Linked DNA regions of Mus musculus: region 2 is linked to region 1. A link is a loop called in an ENCODE intact Hi-C map of the cell type or tissue named here. Cell type or tissue: heart. All regions are shown on one strand. Links, peaks and the distances in the headings refer to the core of each region. The heading gives the core; the rest is flanking DNA.

Evidence for each region. Peaks named below come from ENCODE experiments on the same cell type or tissue, not always from the same donor. Only the 100,000 strongest peaks of a DNase experiment are listed, where the experiment ranks them.
Region 2: a loop joins it to region 1, with 2.3 times the contacts of the local background. A loop is called at or near these places in 3 of 42 quality-filtered maps.

The regions. Positions count from the first base shown.
Region 1 is chr3:107,859,500-107,867,113 of GRCm38, reverse strand. No RefSeq gene overlaps it. Among named protein-coding and RNA genes, the nearest start is that of Eps8l3, 14 kb to the left of the region's middle. In heart, for the core only: CTCF peaks have their summits at 2,981 (motif pointing right) and 5,437 (motif pointing right); DNase peaks (open chromatin) are centred at 2,589, 3,083 and 4,396; H3K27me3 peaks cover 483 bases.
Region 2 is chr3:107,795,199-107,802,812 of GRCm38, reverse strand. All of the region lies in intron 2 of Gm40121 (a long non-coding RNA gene), which reads right to left. Among named protein-coding and RNA genes, the nearest start is that of Csf1, 39 kb to the right of the region's middle. In heart, for the core only: no CTCF peak of the experiment used is centred there; a DNase peak (open chromatin) is centred at 3,682.

The DNA.
Region 1 (7,614 bases), core at 1,072-6,071:
GGGGAGCCATGCGGTTCAGTTTGAGCCTTCCCAAGCCCCATGCAGAGCCCATCCTACCCATCCCCTCTGGCACTGCCAGGTAGAGCTGCAGGAACCAGTAGCGTGGGGCACAGGTACAGGGAGGCTGCTAAGCTGTCCCTTCCTCCTGCTAGCAAGCTGGACTTTGAGGGAAGATCTGAGGGCTTTGTGGGGTCAGCAATGCTGGACTGTGGAGTCTGTCTGGAGAACATCACTCCTTGGAAGCAGACACTAGAGAGCTGGTGTCTCTCAGCCTATGTGCTGTTCAGGTACGGGTAGGAACTGCATCATCTTCTAAGGCCTGCTGGGATATGCTCCTGTGACTGGTAATGACACTGTTGTGTCTAGGACCAAGAGGACTTCAGAGGGGAATGCTATCAGGCTCAGAAGATTCTGGAAACTTTGTAAATTCCCCCTGTGTATCACTCATGGCAGCTACTCTTTCCTGAATATCCCTCGGCTTGGAGCTGTGATGTATTTGATAGACATTGTATTTTATTGTCAATGCCTGCTATAAGTATATAGGAGGTATATTAGGTGTATATCTCGAATCTGAGTCTTGAAGAATTAAAACAGCCATTCTCAACCCCCCCCCCCCCCGCGCCCTTGGAGGTCAAAGGACCCCTTCACAGGGGTCGCCTAAGACCACTGGAAACTAGGCACTTACATTACGATTCATAACTATAGCAAACTTGAGGAGGGGGGGGGGGCACCAGGGAGTGCGATGAAACTAAGTGTTCAAGGAGATAAACAGATTAAAGAAAAGCTGATGCAAATGTAATAAAGGGAGCGGTGACGCCAGGGAAAGACTCCACCCAGCTTAAGCTTCCAGCTTGGGAAAAGAAATTTTAAAAAAATTTAGGGCCAGGTGTTGTGGCACACACCTTTAATCCCAGCACTTGGGAGGGGGCAGGGGGGTCTGGAGAGAGTGTTCCAGGACAGCCAAGCTCAGTGAGTGAAGGAAACCACCCAAATCAGGAAGCTGATGGAAATATATTTGAACAAGGAGGCCATGTTCCAGTCCCAGCAAGCAGCAGAACTTGGCAGCTTCAGCCACATGGTTCTGGACTCTCCCTCCGAGACTGAGCCACTGAGTTCAGATGTGTACCAGGGATGTCCCTGCATGGAGACCCAGAGAAGCCTCTGCGTAAAGCTATGATGGTGAAGCCTGGATACCTTGGAGACGCCAAGATGTTGGAGATGCCAGAGTTGTGGATACCTGCCAAGGAGAGCTGCTAACAGGGAGTGGAACCAGCCCAAGCCAGAGAAGTGTGTTGCAGTCAACAAAGCTGAAAGGGTTTGGAGATCTGAAGAGCGAGCGCTTTGACATTAGACATGGAGATGCAGAGTTTAGAGTTTACCCAGCTGCTTTCCGTCTTGTTTTGGTCCAGGGTCTCCTCACTGTGCCCTCTTCCCTCCCCTTGGGAGTCGTAATGTGTATTCTGTGTACTGTACTTAATCTGCTCTAGCTTTGCCTTTATAGGAGATTACAGTTAAGAGATTGTCATGAGACTCAGAAGAGACTTTGGACTTTTAAACAGTATCGACTCTGTTCTAGACTGTGGCACCTGAGTGCATTTTTGCATTCTGATAGGGCTACTAGCCTTTGGGAGGTCGGGGAGTGCCCCTATATAGGTGTGGCCCTGTTGGAGAAAGCTTGTCACTAGGGGTGGGCTTTGAGCTTCCAAATGCTCAAGCCCGGCCTAGTCTCTCCCCTCCTCCCCCCTCCCTCCCTCCACTTCTCTCTGTGTGTATGTGTCTGTATTTCTCTGTGTTTCTGACTCTATCTGTGTGTGTGTGCATCTGTGTTGCTCTGTGTCTCTGTGTGCCTCTTTTTCTCTCTGTCTCTCTGTCTCTGTCTCTCTCCTCTCTGTGTCTGTATCTCTCTGTTTCTGACTCTGTATGTGTGTATCTGTCTGTCTCTGTTGCTCTATGTCTCTGTGTGCCTTTCTTTCTCTCTGTCTCTCTCTGTCTCTGTGTCTCTGTCTCTCTTTCGGCTGTTTGCAGATCTGGATATAGAACTTTCAGCTCCTCTCTAACACCATGTCTGCCTACATGCCACCATGCTTCCTGACACAATGACAGTGAACTAAACCTCTGAACTGTAACTTAGTCCCAATTAAATGCTTTTTTTTATAAGAGTTGCCATGGTCACAGAGTCTCTCCACAGCACCAGAACTTTGACTAAGAGATCTGCTTTAAAAATATTTTTTAAAGCTGGGCAGTGGTGGCACACGCCTTTAGTCCCAGCACTGGGGGTGGGGGGGCAGAAGCAGGTGGCTCTTTGTCAGTTCAAGGCTAGCCTGATCTACAGAGCTAGTTCCAGGACAGCCAGAGCTACACAAAGAAACCTTGTCTCAAATGCATATAGAGAGAAGGTGAGAAGGCTACATGCCTGAGGATTTACCCCTGACTCTCCTTGACAGCCAGTAACTATTGCAAGGTCAAGAGGTCTGGGAATGATCAGAAACCTGCCTGACAGTCATGCCACCTCTTTTGGAAGGACTCTACCAGGCTGCACAATGAAGCCACTCAGGGGCCAGTGGGGGTGGAGCTAGAAATGGAAAAAGCTGGAATATGCTTTCCTTTCACGACTAGACTAGGTCCTACAGGAACATGCTCAAACCCTGAGCCTGTGTGTACACCCTCCAGTGCAACTGGCTTTCAGTATAGCTGAGAAGAGGCAAAACTTGAACCAGTCCTCACCATGGAGGACCATGGAGGACACTGTTAGTGGAGATCTAGCTCATACAGCCTAGGGTCAAATTTCATGGATCAGCATGTGAAGGAGGAGTGATTGCTTGGAAAGGGACATTGGACCTAGGTCCAATTTATCCAGGCCAGAGAGTTTAAACTCCATCCAAAAGGTCAAAATGAGAGCTGTAAGACAAAGTGCTGGGGCTGGGTGGGTTAACTTACAGAAAGCAGCTTCCATCATCAGAGAAAGGGTAGTTCCCAGGAGTGGCCAGCAGAGGGCAGCTCAAACTCACATTTCCTTATCCCCAACTGTGTTCAACACACATCTAATGTCCTATGAGAGGCCTGGCTCGTTTGAGAGTGAAGAAAAGGACCAGTTGGCAAAGGAAACAGGCCAGCTGTGCACAGCTGGAGAAGAGAGACACTGGCCATTTATGGCCAGCTGAAGTGAGATCAGGTGATATACCACACATAGCCTGCTTCCTTCCCAGCTGTGCCTTTGGTATCCTTAGCCACTCTTTCTCAGTAAGGGACCCTCAGAATCCCATCGGGGTCTGAGTTTAGCTTCTGGGGACTGACTGCCAGTCTCTTTGGAATTAAACCAAACAGAAGAATTCATGTAGCAGAGGAGAAAGAAATGCAGGGCCATTGATCTTTCCTTCCCTAAGAAGGCCGAGGGACTTGTCAGGACGAGGGGAAGGTGTTCTATCTATCCTGTGGGCATTTCACAGGTGCTTAGCCAGCCAGTTCTGTGTTAGAGGCAGAAAGGCAGAATGCTAGGTAAGTATTCAACCAACACAACTCCTGCCCAGACCCTTCGGTCCACAGACTGGGCAGCTTTTGACCCTGCTGATAAGGGCGGAAGGTGATGCTGACCTCCTCTGGGCAGGGAGGTAGAGGTTTTACAGAGGATCTGACATAGGAGGGAAGCCTTGGAATGTGAACAGCGTTTTACCAGCTGAAGAACAACCCTGACAGGACCCGCATGAGCAGAGGCACCAGGCTGACTCTGCCTGCAGAGAACACTGACCATCGAGTCAGTGAATAGGGTTAGAGGTGCTTTTAAATAACCTTTGGGCCGCTGGCCAATATGAGTTCTCCTTCTCAGACCACCTTGTGTTATCACCACCTCCACTTCACAGATGACCAGTCCGAGGGTCAGAGAAGTAAAGTGTCCTAGTCAGGAACCCAGGAGCCTAGCAAGGAGCTGACTGATGTCCCTGTTCTGGCTCACGTGACCCCCATGGCACTTCTACCAGTCTGAAGTCAGGGGTATATGGGATGCGCACGGAGAACAAAAATGGAGGTCTTTCTGTCCTGAGGGGGGTCTCCATTTTGGGCTTCTCCCTCTCTGCTGGAGCCATAAGATCTTCTGGCTAGAAGCGCATCCTCTCACAGCCACCCATACACATATTTCTCTTTTCACTTTCCTTTACCTTTACAGAGGATTTCTTGTGAATTGTGCTCTCACGGGCCAGAGTTTGGGTCCCCCTACTCCACCCCAGGCTCTGTCAGTAGAGGGATGTCCTCCATCAGATTGGCCTTGTAGGCAAGTTCTGGGGCGTTTTGTTAATTCATGTTTAATATGTGGGAGGGAGGTTCCATCCCACTATGGGCAATGGCATCTCCTAGGCAGGTGGTCCTAAGCTACATAAAAAGCAAGCTGAGCAAGCCATGAGCCACAGAGAACAAGCCAGTAATCAGTTCTCCTCCAGAAGTTCCTGCCTCTGTGGTTGCTTGAGTTCCTGTTCTGACTTCCTCTGCTGATGGATTCTAATCTGTAAGCCCAAATAAACAAAACCTTTCCTTTCCAAGTTGCTTTAGATCAAAGCCTTCATCACAGCAAAAGAAAGCAAACTAACACAGCCTCCTTCCCCAGGAGCTGTGTCTGCCTGTTTGTTGTTTGTCGGTCCATCTGTCCACCTGCCTTTCTGTCTATCTAGAATGGAGGTGCTGAGAGGACACAGCCCTGAATGACCTCTTGTCTAGGCTTGTTCTTCTGGGGCTTCCCACCCCTCAGAACACCTTCTGGCCCCTCAATTGTGAGCCTAGCCCTTACATGCTAAACCATCTCTCCATCTGCCCCTTCTGGGGTTTGATGTAGCGTGCGCGCATGCACACACACACACACACACACACATCATTCAGGATTCCCACCTTGGTCTGTTCAGGCTGTTAACAGGGAAGATTTGTTTCTCTAGATTTTGGAAACTGAGAAGTCAGCAATCAAGGCATCAGCAAAATTCCTGTCTGGTGAGGCCTGCTCTCTGGGTCACACAGGTGCCTCCTGCTGTGTGCGCACAGGGCAGAAGGTACTCTGTTGTTCCTTGGAGTCTCTTATAATGAGCATGGTCACCTCACAAAACCTCACTTCCTGATGCCACTGCCTTCAGGATTGAAGTTTTATGATGTACATTTTAGGATAGTGAAAATAATCAAGCCAGAGCATTTTGTCCCCCCACTAAACTCCTAAATTTATGTCATTCTCATGTACAAAATACATTCATTTCTCTCTTTTTTTAAAGATCTATTTTATGTACATGAGTATTGTAGCTGTACAGCTGGTTGTGAACCTTCATATGGTTGTTGGAAATTTAATTTTAGATTTCTGCTCGCCCTGGTTGGCCCCACTTGCTCAGTCCCTGCTGGCTCCGGCCCAAAGATTTATTTAGTATTATAAATAAGTACACTGTAGCTGTCTTCAGACACACCACAAGAGGGCATCAGATCTCATTACGGATAGTTGTGAACCACCATGTGGTTTCTGGGATTTGAACTCAGGACCTTCGGAAGAGCAGTCAGTGCTCTTAACCACTGAGCCATCTCGCCAGCCCCATTCATTTCATCCTAATAGCCTGGAATATCTTAAGTAATGCCTGTAGCAACTTTAAAGTCTAAGTCCCAAACTTTGTCCAAGCAGATATGAGATTCTGGTATAATCATCTGCAGAGAGAGAGAGAGAGAGAGAGAGAGAGAGAGAGAGAGAGAGAGAGAGAGAGAGAGAGAGAGAGAGAGAGAATATAAAAATAGAATTATCTTCTGTGACCTGACTGTCCATAAACGCATCGGTCATTACTGCTCTGGGTGCCCTTCCTTCAAACTGGGCAGTGCCTATGCTGTGCTCCTAATGAGCTGTAGCTGCAGAGTTGTGGCTCTCCTAGGCTGGAGTTGCATCTTGACAGCTCATTGGTCTGAGATCTTGAGTGTTGCCCCCAACCCCATGGCTCCAGTAGACACTGCCCTGGTGAACAAAAATTATTGCAATCATGGTAAATAATGTAACAGCAAAGAAGCATATGTAAAACTTAAGAGCATTCCACTCTGCCTTTATCCTGCCTACTCCTCCCCATGCCTCAAGAATTGTATATTCTAACATACATCTCTACATAAACAGTTGTGTGTGTTTATGTGTGGGTGTATATATATATATATATATATATATATATATATATATATATATATACCCGTTCTTTGTAATGACTTTGAAGTCTACTGTGGAGAAATGAATGAACCAGTTGGATTTTTTTTTGTTTGCTTGCTTTGATGGACATTTAATCATTTATCAATTTTGTCACTGCAAACAGTGCCGAGATAACTATATTTTCAAATTAGTTGCCATCTGACTAATTATGTTTGGGTTCAAAATTTGAATATATGTTCTCAGATTGCCTTTTAAAAGTACTGTGACAGTTTCTAATACCACCAGAGTGTACATGAATACCGTGTCCTTATATTTGTGCCAACACTGGTATTATCATATTTAAAAGAATTTGTTGTTGTTGTTGTTGTTGTTTTGTTGTTGTTGTTTTTGAGACAGGGTTTCTCTGTGTAGTCCTGGCTGTCCTGGAACTCACTCTGTAGACCAGACTGGCCTCGAACTCAGAAATCCACCTGCTTCTGCCTCCCAAGTGCTGGGATTAAAGGTGTGCACCACCACTGCCTGGCATATTTTAAAATTTTTGCTCATTCATCCTGGTAAGTAAAAATATGACATTTTAAACTTTCAAAGGGCTTTAAAAGGTTGAGCGTTCTCTTTACACAGGAGCTCCCATTAGCCTAAGAAAGTATGTTCCAAGATCCTGTGGCTGTGTCAAACTACAGATAGTACCAAACTCTATATACATGTATACATACACAGATAAATATCATTTCTATCTTCTCCTGCCCCTGATTCTAAGGATTGAATTTAGAGTCTTGATCACACTGAGAGAGGTGTGCCTGCCAGTGAGCCCCATCTCCAGCCCCGCCTTTCCCGCCCTTACTATGCACAGTGGTCAAAGCTTTTGCTCTCTGAGATGCAGAGGCAAAACTTCACAGATTTCTCTTTCTTTGCAATACTGAGTATGAAAGATTCATTCTTACCACATTTCTTGGCAACCTCAGCTCACAGCTCTTTTCTTGAGGAATTTCATCTTTCAGTTAAAGGAACACTTTAAGGACTCTCTCTGCCGTGCCCCAACTGCCAGCGCATCTCTACTTGGGGGAATCTTTGTGGCCATTAATAATAAACTAAATTACTTAAACACAGCACTGTGATATCACACTGTTGGTGCGATGACCAAGATGGGTATTTAGTGATTAGCAGGTAAGCAGCATACAGAACACAGACATGTTGAACAAACCCACTCTGGTTGGGAGGGCTTGGTTGGCGTAGGGCTCCATCGAGTAACACAACAGTGTGCTACAATTTAAAGCTTCCAGATAAAGTGGATGTTCACAGTCAGCTATTGGATGGATCACAGGGCCTCCAATGGAGGAGCTAGGGAAAGTACCCAAGGAGCTGAAGGGATCTGCAATCCTATAGGTGGAACAACAATATGAACTAACCAGTACCCCGGAGCTCGTGTCTCTAGCTGCATATGTATCAGAAGATGGCCTAGTCGGCCATCACTGCAAAGA
Region 2 (7,614 bases), core at 806-5,805, 64 kb after region 1:
GCCAGCAGCTCTCAGGGCATCTGGATATTCTCCTAACAGGAAGAAGCAGGATGCTAATCTACTGGGAAGCATGATAAAGCCAGACATGAACACTTGGTTCCTGACACAGCATACTAAAGGAATCTGGAGAAGACCAAGAGAGGGGTGGGCCTTGGCCAGACATCCGATGCTGTGATTCTGAGTGAAGAGAGCTTGTGGTATCTCAAGGGAATGTTTTAACTTGCCTGACCCAACCTTATGGGATCTTCTGGGGGTGAGCAGGCCCTAGGCATCTGCATTTTTATAAAGTTCCTCAAATGAATTCTAGCAGGAGTCCTTAGAAGGCAGACTGGTTCAGACTCAGACAGCTGATGCTTATGAGCTCTCCTGGTGGCCGTGGCAGTGGCGGTGGGGTGTGTTAATGTGTGTCCATATGTGTATGTGTGAATGCACATGTACATACGCTGCTGCATGTGCAAGGAAGTCAGAAGACAACACCAGGTGTCAGTCTCACTCTCAAACCTCTCTGACCCAGGTCTCTAACTGCTTACCACTGCATGCACAGACTGGATGGTTCACAAGCTTCTGTCTCTGCCTCCCACATCTCACCATGGGAACACTCAGATTATAAATCCTCACTACTTTACAGGAATTGCAGGCCCTAAGGCCTTTGTAGCAAGAGCTACGTGGAGCCACCTCCCAGTGAAATGTTTACTTACAAACACAAAAGTCAACAGGAAGTCCATTAGGACCTAGGGGAAGCTTGTGCTAGAAGTTGGGATTTTCTCACCTAGGCTCCAGGTGGGCACACCAGCCTTAGTAACTTCCATGGCTAATCACATTTTCCTTCCCAGGCTGAGTCTATGATTATTTTCTATCCTTTTTTTGTTTTTCATGTAGTTTATTTTTTGTTATCTGTTTTGTGCTCACAACAAAATTAAGCTTGACTTAACATTAGGATATATGCATATTTTATTTCATAAAAAAGTTTCATGAGTATAATTTTCACTGTCAACTTAATATTCCTTATATGGATATGATGAGGCTTAGTGAGCCTTTCTGCAACTGGACAGTAAGGTTATTTCCAGTCTGGGCAAGGCGGTAGTAATAGTAAAGCAATGATGAGCATTTGAGAGCCTCACCCCCACATCCCACCCACACGCACAAGCACAGAGTTAGTACCACTTCTTGAGAATAGAGTATGAGACACATTGGCTGAACAAATACATTTTATGGCTTATTTTCCAAACCACCAATTTGCCTCAGAGAAGCTTCACTGAAATTTACATCCTTCCTGAGAACTTGAGAGGCTCTACTCAATACATTCCTACTAACTGTGGTAGAGACTCCCTCTTCCTACCCTCCCCTCAAAGACAATGTGTCAGTAAGTTTCCCTCACTGTAACAAAATACTCAACGCTGTGGAATTTTGTTGTTGTTGTTTTTAAGAGAGAGGCTTATTTAAAGCTGTGGGGTTTGGTTGTTGTTTTTAAGAGAGAGGTTTATTTAGCTAAGTTTGAGTCTAGAAGCCCAACACTGGGTGACTGCATTGATTTGTCCCTGGTGGTGGCCCCTTTATTGGGCCATATCATGATAAATAACACCATGGTGGAAGTTTGTGAACAGATAGAGACCAATAGTAAGACAAGAAGCCACAGCCACACTTGGGTCCTATAAGAACTATGTAAATCCTCTATGAAGGCACAACCCAAGGCTTCCCTCCTCTCATTGGGTCTTACCTCCTGACATCGCCACCATGGAGGTCAAGCTTCTAACATATGGGGTCACAACTAAGTGATCACATCTAGCATCTGTCCATTTCTAAGCTCTATGGCTAGACCACCATGGGGAACAGTGAGATAGCATATCTCCGACCCTCAGGTGGACAGGCTTCCCTGGGTTGTCCAGATGGGCCTACAGTACTTACAAGGGTCTGACAAAGGAGAAGGACACTGAAGAAACCCGTTGAGATAGAGTTTAGAGAACTCCTCCAACTGGCCAACTAGTTTTAAAAATGGAAGAGAGAGCCAGGTGCCAAGGGAGTTGGAAAAGCTTCCAAAGCTGGAAAATATGAGTTGATTCAGCCTAGGAACATCCAGAAAAGTGCTTGGGTAACCCATGTGACCTCTGTTGGACTTCTGACCACCGAGCCGGAAGCTTGTGTTGTTTGAAGCCAGTAAACTGGTGACAACTTGTTAGTGCACCAGCAGAGAGTAATACACTAGCACTGATAATTTCTATTTCATTTCATCCCGATAGTTTTTATTATTATTTTAATGTGTATTTTTGATTGGAGTACATTTATTGTTTATCTACTCCGATGAGGTACTTTTTCTAAGCACTGGGCAAAATAGAACTGTATAAGGATCCAAACTGAGCCCTTCAGAGCATTTCTTTGTCAGTTATGCAACTAGAGAGGGAAAGTCCCCAAGTGTATAGCTCTGTTGGTGCTCTGGGAAGAGGTGAGCCAGGAGCAGTGTCCAGGAGGGTCACCTTTCTGTGCTCTGAGCCAAGCCTGTTCAAGAACTGGTTGGGATGAGCAGAGGTGGGGACAGTCTGCTTTTCTGGGTGTGATCCTTTCACTGAACATCTGTGAAAAGCATTTCAGTTTGGGGTCTAACATGTTTACTAAGAGGTTTTTCATTTTTGTTTTTTGGCAGTGTCTTGTAGCCTAGACTGGCTTTGAATTCCATGTGTAGCTGTGGATAACCTTGGACTTTTGATCTTGCTTCCACATTCCAAGTGCTGGGACTGCAGGTGTGCATCACCAAGCCCAGTTCATACAGTGCTGGAGATCAAACTGAAGGCTCCATGCATGCTGAACAGGCTCTCTGCTTGTGCTGCCACACCCACAGTTCCTAGCAATACAGTATTTTTAAAAAGAAAGATTGACTTACTTGTGTGTGTGTATGATGAAAGAGAGAATGAGAGAGATAATGAAGGAGAGAAAGAAGGAGAGGAGAGAGAGAGAGAGAGAGAGAGAGAGAGAGAGAGAGAGAGAGAGAGAGAGAGAGAGAGAGAGAGAATGCTGTTGAGGCCAGAAGCCAGTTGTGACCCACCCATCATGAACACTGGGAACTGGACTTGGGTCCTCTGAAAGAGCAGCAAGAACTTTCTAATCTCTGAGATGCCTCTCTAGTCCATCAATTCCTCTCACCCTTCAATAGTCTTGATACAGAAACAGAAGCTTGCTCCATAGTGTAGAAATGGATGAGCCCCATATGACTAAATCATGACAGGGAGAAGGAGGGGCTAGCCATGACCACCGCCTGTCCCTCTCCCCCCAGTTCCTAAACTATGGGCTTAGGAGATGTGTTATGCATATATGAGGGAGAAGGAAAGAGATTGCTCCCAAAGACTCATGACTTGGTTATCCTGTGGACAGATGACTGCATTTAGGAGGGGTCTTTTTGTTAGCAGCCAACAGCCATAAATGCTAAATCCTGTCACTTGTTTATAGTCCTATCTTCTGTTGAATAGCAACATTCTACTTCTCTCCATACATTGAAGATCTACACCCATGAAGATGCATAGCATCTTGGAACTTGGAATAACGACACCCAGAAAAGAGAGCAACCAGACAAGCACATAATGTTGCACCTTCTCTTTCCATCAGGGAATTACCGGCCTGTTCCAACCCCACCCGAGTGAGCAAAAGTCCCAGTTATGGAGATGGCCCCGCCTTTCCTTGACACCGTTTCCTGCTGATCCCCAAAGGATGGGTGCAACCCCTAGAGCTACTGTCACTGACCTCTGCCATTCCAGCTCTCAGGTCAACTATTTCTAGAGTTGGTTACTGGCCAGTAGGTCACCCCATCACCAGCACTAAATGAAACTCATGATCATGTGGTGAAAGATTTAAGGATTTAAGTTCTTCACAAAAAAAAAAAAAAAAAAATCCCAAGCCCGTGAAACTGCGGCGTGTGTGCTCAGCTACTGAGGTGGTTATTTCCTAAACTTTCCCAGGTCATGATTAAGAATGCAGATGCCAAGGCACTCCCTTGAAGAGTCTATGGATCTGGAATATGAGTGGAAATCTGTATTTTTATCAGATTCCCCAAGAGATTTCTATTAGTAAACAAGTTTGGGAAACTCTGCCCTGGGGCAATTTAAAAGTACCCAGACCAACAGGTCGTGGTTTGGTTTCTGATGTAGTGCAGCCCTGGGCAAGGGCATCTTCACTGTCAAATGAATCATGAGAGGTCTATAGATATGGGCAAAGGAAATTATCTGAATAACAGATGCCGGGAGGGCCATTCTAGCTGACTGGAAGAGTCGCTCCTTGCTCTGGATACAGTGATGCTCAGACAAGCCTCCACCTCACCATCCCCACCATCTGGTGTGTTGAAGAGCTGGACCAGGAGCCACTGATGGTGGTCTTCTTCTCACAAATGGCAAAGGCTAGCATGTATGACAATGTCTCTGTTTTTCATCAGCATTGTATACCACGTGTGATAGAGGCAGCTAGTGGTTGTAATAATCTTATAATAAATGAGGTCAGGTCTTGAGAAGCAACATGGAGACCTTACCTAGAGGCACAGTCATACCCAGGAATTCTGAACTTGGACTTGTTACCAAATGACCCTCTGTGCTCATGCTCCAAGCACACTTCCATATACACCAGCCTCACTGTTTTCTTCCCTTCTCTGATTTCATTTATGTAGTCAGTACTTTCCCCCCAACAGAAACATATCCAGTAAGTGTTTAGATAAGGAAACAAAGGCTCAAAGAGACGAAGAAAACTGCAGAGAGATAGACACATACAAGGCTGCACATCTGCAGTCCTAGTACTCAGGAGGCTGAGATGGGCAGGGAGATCTCAAGTTCAAGGCCAGGCAGAGCTACTTAGTGAATTTCAAGACAGCCTGGCCTAAGTAGTGAGATTCTGTCAGAACACACATGCACACACACATACATGCTCACACACACACACACACACACACACACACACACACACACACACACCAATTGTGTCTATTTAGTCAGAAGTCACAAAGTCAAACTTTGAGCACTGGGGAGTTGTAGCTCTGGAACCCGAGCTCTAACCATTACTCCAAGACATGACACTTCCCTACTGAAAGAGAAAAGAATCACACTGCCACATTTCACTTCAAAAGAAACAAGTATCTCCATGGAAAAGAAACAGGAAAATGTGAAACTTGCCAAGAAAAGCATTTCGAGCGCTCAGTCCAGATGAAAGGAAGGTTGTAGAGCCACTGGCAATGGCTCTTAACCAACCGGGAGCGGAGGAATCAAGGAGACCATGTATGTGAACAGCTGCCGTGGAAGTGAGGCCCACAGGGTCTGAACAGATGGGAAGGCCTGAGATGGAGCATGGAGGAACAGAATAATTCATGCCCTGGAAAAAGAAACTGAGGAATTTCCCCAGAATACAGCACAAGAGGTTAAAAATAATTATGAAACTCTAATCACATGATTTACATACAGGCTCTATACTCCTAAATTCTGTGGCAGGAGCCTTTATATTAATATTGGCTAAAAGAAAGCCACACCTGACAGATCCACAGGGAACAATTTCCCCAGCTTGCCCTCAGGCAACAGCTGATTGACAGGGGTCAGAGCCCTTCCCTGAGATTTCTGATCTTGACAGAATTAGGTTTCAGTAGCTGTGCTGGCTTGTTTTATGTCAACTTGACAAAAGCTTGAGTCACTTTAGACGGGGAACCTCAATTAAGAGAATACCCCTTCCAGACCGGCCTGTGGGAAACCCTGTGCTGCATTTTCTTAACTGATTATTAATGTGAGAGAGCCCAGCTCTCCATGGGAGGTGCCTCTCCTGGGCTGCTGGTCCTGGATGCTGTTAGAAAGCAAGTTGAGCAAGCTATGGGGAGCAAGCCAGTAAGCAGCATTCATCTGTCCAGTGCTTGCCTCCACGGTCCAGTCCTGACTTTCTTCAATGGTGGATGGTGATGTAGAACCAAAAGCTGAAATCAGTCTTTTCCTCCCCAAGTTGCTTTGGGTCGTGATGTTTTTTCACTGCAATAGAATCCCTAACCAAGACACTAACCCTCTGGAGAGGTGAGTCATAAGATATCAATCTCTGGTTCCTGTCACATGACAATGCCACAATGACTTGTAGAGAAAAGACAAGAGCGCTGTCAGCCGGGTCGGCTCTCTTCTACACCTTAGCTCTTCCGGGCTTTATGTGACTCACTCCCAAGTCCCCCTTTAAAATTGTAAACATTTTTTGAATTCCATGATTCTTTTCCAGTGGAATGAATGAAATCTGAAACTGACACTTGGTTATTCTTTAACTATTTGCTGGCCTTTTTGGAGAAATGTTTTTTGACTATTTATCCTTTGACTCTTATGTGGGGTTTTGTTTGCTTTGAACATGCCATATTTCCAAACCCAGTTTCTAGCCTCCTGATCCAAATCCTCCTCTCTCCTCCACCCCCGCCACTTAACAGCTAGAATCTTCCCCCATCTTAACACACAGACAAAGGACCTAAATATCACCAGCCAAACCTTCTCAGATTTAATCTCCCATACCAAAGCAGCTACCTAACTCCATCACTGCCAGCCGAGATGCCTCCCAAGCCCTCCCAGGGCTGCTGGCCACACACTCTTATCAACTGTGGAATGTAAATTTAATGGCTTCTCAGGAGGAAAATTTGGAAATACATTTCAATAATCTTTAAAAATTTTTTTTGCATTGGATAAAGCAAATGATCTCTCTGGATGAAGGAGAAAGAAAATTAAGGACAAGAACAACTGCTTTTAAAAACTCTGATATGAAGCTGGGCTTAGTGATACACTCTTCAAATCTCAGCACATAGGAGGTGAAGCAAGGGGATTGAGGGTTTCAGGCTAGCCTTTGCTATCTATACAGTAAAACCCTGTCTGAAATAAATAAGCAGATAGGTAGGTGGGTAGGTGCAGACATATATACACACATACATAGACAGGGAGACTGGCCTAGTGATGAAGCACCAGAGGATATAACACTCATGAAGCACATAACAAAAGCCTGATTCCTTCTGTACACTGAAGATCTGCATCCATGACGACAGCATAAAATCCCAGAACCTGAAACAGCAGTACCTGGGAAGGGTGCAGCCAGCCAAGCATCCCATAATGTTGTACCTTTCTTTTCTGTCAAGAAATTCTCCTCTTCTCTATCCTTTTCCTTCTCCCCTTCTTTCTCCCTTTCCCTCTCCCCTTCTCTTTCCCTTTCCCATCTCTCCTTTCCCCTCCCCCATCCTGCCCACACCACCGCCACCCAATCAAAAATACAAAGTTTGCAATAATGATATGCTTTAATACTATTTAGAGCTGAAGAAATGGCTCAGTGGATAAAGGGCATGCTGTAGAGGCATGAGGACCTGAGTTCAAATCCCCAGACCCATATAAAAAGCCAGATATGGAGGTGAATGCTCTGTTAACCCCAGAACTAGAAAGTAGAGACGGGGGCGGGGGGGATCCTAAGATTCCCTGGCCAGCCTGACTAGCCAAAACAATGTGCTTCGGGCTCATTGAGAGACTTTTTCTCAAAATAATAATAAAGAGAAGCAATTGTGGATGACACATGTTATCACCCTCTGCCTCCAGATCAGTCGGCACAGGTGAACCCACAAGTGTATTCCACACACAAACACAAAGGAAAAAGAATATA